Regions from separate parts of the Homo sapiens genome. Here region 1 is linked to region 2. Evidence: read pairs that join two places in POLR2A ChIA-PET (ENCODE). Cell type or tissue: K562. All regions are shown on one strand. Each heading gives the region's core, and the rest is flanking DNA. Links, peaks and the distances in the headings are about the cores only.

The links. Peaks named below come from ENCODE experiments on the same cell type or tissue, not always from the same donor. Only the 100,000 strongest peaks of a DNase experiment are listed, where the experiment ranks them.
Region 1: POLR2A ChIA-PET joins it to region 2 with 6 read pairs; 1 of 35 experiments calls an interaction of 5 or more read pairs at or near these places.

Annotation. Positions count from the first base shown.
Region 1 is chr12:56,436,718-56,439,627 of GRCh38, reverse strand. All of the region lies in intron 1 of TIMELESS (timeless circadian regulator), which reads left to right. Among named protein-coding and RNA genes, the nearest start is that of TIMELESS, 11 kb to the left of the region's middle. In K562, for the core only: a CTCF peak has its summit at 1,887; DNase peaks (open chromatin) are centred at 830 and 1,797; H3K4me3 peaks cover 691 bases.
Region 2 is chr12:56,719,617-56,722,526 of GRCh38, reverse strand. It overlaps NACA (nascent polypeptide associated complex subunit alpha), which reads left to right. Exons shown (of 9, transcript NM_001365896.1): 3 at 1,068-2,910. Among named protein-coding and RNA genes, the nearest start is that of NACA, 4.2 kb to the left of the region's middle. RefSeq lists an enhancer at 1,592-1,711. In K562, for the core only: no CTCF peak of the experiment used is centred there; a DNase peak (open chromatin) is centred at 1,086; H3K4me3 peaks cover 791 bases.

The sequences.
Region 1 (2,910 bases), core at 323-2,822, 280 kb after region 2:
CCAGTCAGGAGTTTGAGACCAGTGTGGGCAACATAGGGAGGTACCAGCTCTACACAAATTTAAAAATTAGCCAGATGTGGTATTGAATGCCTGTGGTCCCAGCTGCTTGGGAGGCTGAGGTGGGAGGATTGCTTGGGCCAAGGAGTTGAGGCTATAGCGAGTCATGATTGATCTGTACTCCAACCTGGGCTGGTCAACAGAGTGAGACCCTGTCTCAAAAGAAAAAAAAAAAAAAAGAAAACCCCTGTACAATTCTGTGATTTTTAGTATATTCAGAGAGTTGTACAACCATTTCTGCCCACCTCAGCCTCCTAAAGTGCTGGGATTACAGGCGTGAGCCACTGTGCCCATATCAGCCTATTGCATTTGCCTATTCTGGACATTTCATATAAATTCCATCATACAATATATGACCTTTTGTGTTTGGCTTCTTTTTTTTTTTTTTTTTTTTTTTTTTTTTGAGAAGGAGTTTTCACTCTTGGTGCCCAAGCTGGAGTGCAGTGGCACGATTTGGGCTCACTGCTACCTCCACCTCCAGGGCTCAAGCGATTCTCCTGCCTCAGCCTCCCGAGTAGCTGGGATTACAGGCGCCCGCCACCATGCCCAGCTAATTTTTTTGTATTTTTAGTAGAGACAGGGTTTCACCATGTTGGCCAGGCTGGTCTCAACTCCTGACCTCAGGGTGATCTGCCCACCTTGGCCTCCAAAAGTGCTGGGATTACAGGTGTGAGCCACTGCACCCGGCTGTGTTTGGCTTCTTTCACTGAACATGTTTTCAAGTTTCATCTACTTCATGGCATGTATCAGTCAGTATTCCATTCCTTTTTTTTTTTTTTTTTTTTTTTTTTTTGAGACAGAGCTTTGCTCTGTCATCTAGGCTGGAGTGCGGTGGCGCAATATCAGCCCATTGCAGCCTCCACCTCCCAGGCTCAAGTAATTCTCCCACCTCAGCTTCTCTAGTAGCTAGGACCACAAGCACACACCACCACACTCGGATAATTTCATTTTTTAAATTTTTTGTAGAGACGAGGTCTCACTATATTGCCCAAACTGGTCTTAAACTCCTGGGCTCAAGTGATCCTCCCGCCTTGGCCTCCCAAAGTACTGGGATTTCAGGCGTGAGCCACTGAACCTGGCTGTGCCCTTTTTAAATATAGACTTTCAAATTTGAGTTAGCATAATTAGGAGGCAGGAGGATCACTTGAAGTCAGGAGTTCCAGAGCAGCCTGGGCAACATGGTGAAACCCTGTCTCTACCAGAAATACCAAAAAATTAGCTGGGCAAGCCAGGCACGGTGGCTCACGCCTGTAATCCCTGCACTTTGTGAGGCCAAGACGGGCAGATCACCAGAGGTCGGGAGTTTGTGACCAGCCTGACCAACATGGAGAAACCTCGTTTCTACTAAAAATACAAAATTAGCTGGGTGTTGTGGTGCATGCCTGTAATCCCAGCTACTTGGGACGCTGAGGCAGGAGAATCGCTTGAACCCGGGAGGGAGGCAGAGGTTGCAGTGAGCCAAGATCGTGCCACTGCACCCCAGGCTGGGTGACAGAGCGAAACTCCATCTCAGAAAAAAAAAAAAATGTTTATCAAGCCCAGTATTAACACTCTCGGAGCGAGAGAGCAGACTGACCTCTGCAAAATGAGATCAGCATTAGTTTGGTGTAGTTTGGGTCTTTTTATGTGTTTTTTTGGCTGCCTAATCTCTAGTCAGTGTCTGCCTTTTTGATTGATGGGTGTGTTGCTTAGTGCTTGCCTGCTGCCTCCATCCCATAATTTTAAGTACATGCATGATATGCAGTCCATGTGCATGAGCGTTGATGAGTTGATTATCATACGGGGTCATCATAAGGACACTTTTTCTCTTTGATGCATATGACTTGCCCTGAAGAGCTGCCCCTTGCTGGTTTGGTCTTGATCCTGCGGGCCATGGGGTCCTTGCTTGCTTCTCTTAGCTTACTTTTTGTTTTGGCCTGCTTAACTTCTGCCTTTTATCTTGCTTCTTGCTCACCTACCCCTTCACCTTGCTTCTGCTCTCATGTTCTTACTCATTCTGCCCTTTATCCAACTTTAAATTCCCTTTACTATTATCCTGCCTCATTTTCTGTATTCTGCTTCCTCAGTTACAGTGAGCCGTGATTGTACCACTGCACTCCTGGGTGCCAGCCTGGGTGCCTGAGTGAGACCCTGTCTCAAAAAAAAAAAAGCTATAAAATCATTTTGCAAACTTGAGTGTACTAGGAAAAGGTATTACTATTTTTGGTTTTGTACAAATGATTTCCTTTCTTTTATGAATTATTTTCTTCAGTTATATTTTCTGAAATCAGTTTACTGTTTCAAAGGGTATGACCCAGGATAATCTGTTGATTCAAAATTCGGCAAATATTTATTGCATGCTTGGCTGGGCGCAGTGGCTCAAGCATGTAATCCCAGCACTTTGGGAGGCCGAGGTGTGTGGATCACCTGAGGTCAGGAGTTCAAGACACATCTGGCCAATATGGTAAAACCCCGTCTCTACTAAAAATACAAAGTTAGCCTGGTATGGTGGCGTGCGCCTGTAATTCAAGCTACTTGGGAGGCTGAGGCAAAGAATCACTTAAACCTGGGAGGCACAGGTTGCAGTGAGCCGAGATCACGCCACTACACTCCAGCCTGGGCAACAGAGCGTGAGACTCTGTCTCAAAAAAAAAAAAAAAATTGCATGCTCGCTATATGCCAAGCTCTATTCTAGGCACTGGAGAATGCAGCAATGAGCAAAACAAAATGAAGCCCTACAGCATGGAGCTTTCCTTTTGTTGGACTGGTTTATGATTTTTACTATATAAATCAATGATTTCTAAATGCTAGAAGAACACTAATATATGATGACATTTCCATCCGTCTGAAGTGAAATGAGAAAAATAAGGATAA
Region 2 (2,910 bases), core at 146-2,645:
TAGTAGAGACGGGGTTTCACCATGTTGGTCAGGTCGGTCTGGAACTCCTGACCTCGTGATCCGCCCTCCCAGGCATCCCGAAGTGCTGGGATTACAGGCATGAGCCACTGTTACAGGCTCTCCAATTCTCTTCTTCCAAAATAGCACCACAATCTGGTTTAACAAGTTAGGTTACAGTTTCATAATACAGTCCCTACCCTTGTGAGTAAGCTCTCTGCCTGGAGGTCTAATTCATGTCTAATTCATCTTGGATTGATGTCTGAAGAATTAACATCACCTAGGAAGGTTTATAGAGACTATTACAGTCCTTTTGTGGTTGGTTTTCTTGTTTGGGTTTTGTGAGTAAGTAAACTGGTAAGGTATAAAGAAGCTAAGTGACTTTAATACTTGATATTAAATTCTGAAGTGTTTCAACTTTAGGAAGAACTGAATTGTGCTGTGCACCTCCTTCCCAAAACTATTCTAACAGAGTCAGATGTTTCCTAGCCTAGTGGAAGCCTGAAAGTATAAAAGCCTGTGTTTTCTTATTCAGTTCAGATTCCCCATCATCGTCACTGCTCACTAACTTCTTTGTTCCAGTTTTCAGTATCTTTTCTGTTCATGATATTTGGGTGGACAGAGTAGCACAGCTGTTCTTCTCGTGGGAATTCTGTTGGCTGTGAGAAAGACTTGGGAATACAGTCCATTTCAAGAAGTAAGGGGAGGGCACAACTGGGAAAGGATAGAAAGCATGTTGTTCTCAACCTACCAAGAGTCTGTGCTCCCCATTTAGAGATAGGCTGCTCTTAGACTGTTCTCCTCACCCTAAAATAGTTGGTTTACTTTGGTAGAACTTGGGGAAGTGTGAGAAATTAGGAGGGGAATGTCTTCTCACTTGACCACTGAAAAATGTTTGGGGAAGGTTGTTGTTGCCTGTCACCTTTATCTAATCCTGCGTGGTGACTTAGACTGTCAGATTTTAAACTCCAGTGTTTCCTAGGAGGCATGTTGTACCAAGTTGGGCTGCATAACTCACCTTTTTTCTCCTCCCCCTCCCCCTTTCTTTATCTCCTTTTGCCTTTCTCCAGCTGTGCTACCTATGTCTTCAGCCTTGAGTGTCACTGCTGCCTTAGGGCAGCCTGGACCTACCCTCCCCCCTCCTTGCTCTCCTGCCCCACAACAGTGCCCTCTCTCAGCTGCTAACCAGGCTTCCCCATTCCCTTCCCCCTCTACTATTGCCTCGACCCCTTTAGAAGTTCCTTTTCCCCAGTCATCCTCTGGAACAGCCCTACCTTTGGGAACTGCCCCTGAAGCCCCAACCTTCCTACCAAACCTAATAGGGCCTCCCATCTCCCCAGCTGCCTTAGCTCTAGCCTCTCCCATGATAGCTCCAACTCTGAAAGGGACCCCTTCCTCTTCAGCTCCCTTAGCTCTGGTTGCCCTGGCTCCCCACTCAGTTCAGAAGAGTTCTGCTTTTCCACCTAACCTTCTTACTTCACCTCCTTCAGTGGCTGTAGCTGAGTCAGGGTCAGTGATAACTCTGTCAGCTCCCATTGCTCCCTCAGAACCAAAGACTAATCTTAATAAAGTTCCCTCTGAGGTAGTCCCTAATCCAAAAGGCACCCCCAGCCCTCCATGTATAGTCAGTACTGTTCCTTACCACTGTGTGACTCCCATGGCCTCTATTCAATCTGGAGTGGCCTCCCTTCCTCAGACAACACCCACAACTACCCTAGCCATCGCTTCCCCTCAAGTCAAAGATACCACCATTTCCTCAGTTCTGATTTCTCCACAAAACCCAGGAAGCCTCAGCCTGAAGGGGCCTGTTAGTCCACCTGCTGCCTTATCTCTTTCAACTCAGTCTCTTCCTGTGGTGACCTCTTCTCAAAAGACTGCGGGTCCCAACACCCCCCCAGATTTTCCCATTTCTCTGGGCTCTCATCTTGCACCTTTACATCAGAGTTCTTTTGGTTCTGTCCAACTTTTAGGTCAAACAGGTCCTAGTGCTTTGTCAGACCCTACAGTGAAGACCATTTCTGTAGATCATTCTTCCACAGGGGCCTCTTATCCTTCTCAGAGATCTGTAATTCCTCCCCTTCCTTCCAGAAATGAGGTAGTTCCTGCTACTGTGGCTGCCTTTCCAGTGGTGGCTCCATCTGTTGACAAAGGTCCCTCTACCATCTCTAGCATAACCTGCAGCCCTTCTGGCTCCTTAAATGTAGCTACCTCTTTTTCATTATCTCCTACAACCTCTCTCATTCTCAAAAGCTCTCCTAATGCCACTTATCATTATCCTTTAGTGGCCCAAATGCCCGTTTCTTCTGTTGGAACCACCCCACTTGTGGTGACTAACCCCTGTACAATTGCTGCAGCACCTACTACTACCTTTGAGGTAGCTACTTGTGTTTCTCCTCCAATGTCATCAGGTCCCATAAGTAACATAGAACCAACTTCCCCTGCTGCCTTGGTTATGGCACCTGTGGCTCCCAAAGAGCCTTCTACTCAAGTAGCAACCACTCTGAGGATACCAGTCTCTCCTCCTCTGCCAGACCCTGAAGACCTCAAAAATCTCCCCAGTTCAGTATTGGTTAAATTTCCAACACAAAAAGACCTCCAAACTGTACCTGCCTCTCTTGAAGGAGCCCCTTTCTCTCCAGCCCAAGCAGGACTCACCACCAAGAAAGACCCTACTGTATTACCGTTAGTCCAGGCAGCCCCTAAAAATTCCCCTTCTTTCCAAAGTACATCCTCTTCTCCAGAGATACCTCTTTCTCCTGAAGCCACCCTAGCAAAGAAAAGCCTTGGGGAGCCTCTCCCTATAGGTAAGCCAGCCAGCAGTATGACCTCCCCTCTGGGTGTTAACTCCTCGGCCTCTGTAATCAAGACAGATTCTTATGCAGGCCCAGACTCTGCTGGTCCGCTTCTCAAAAG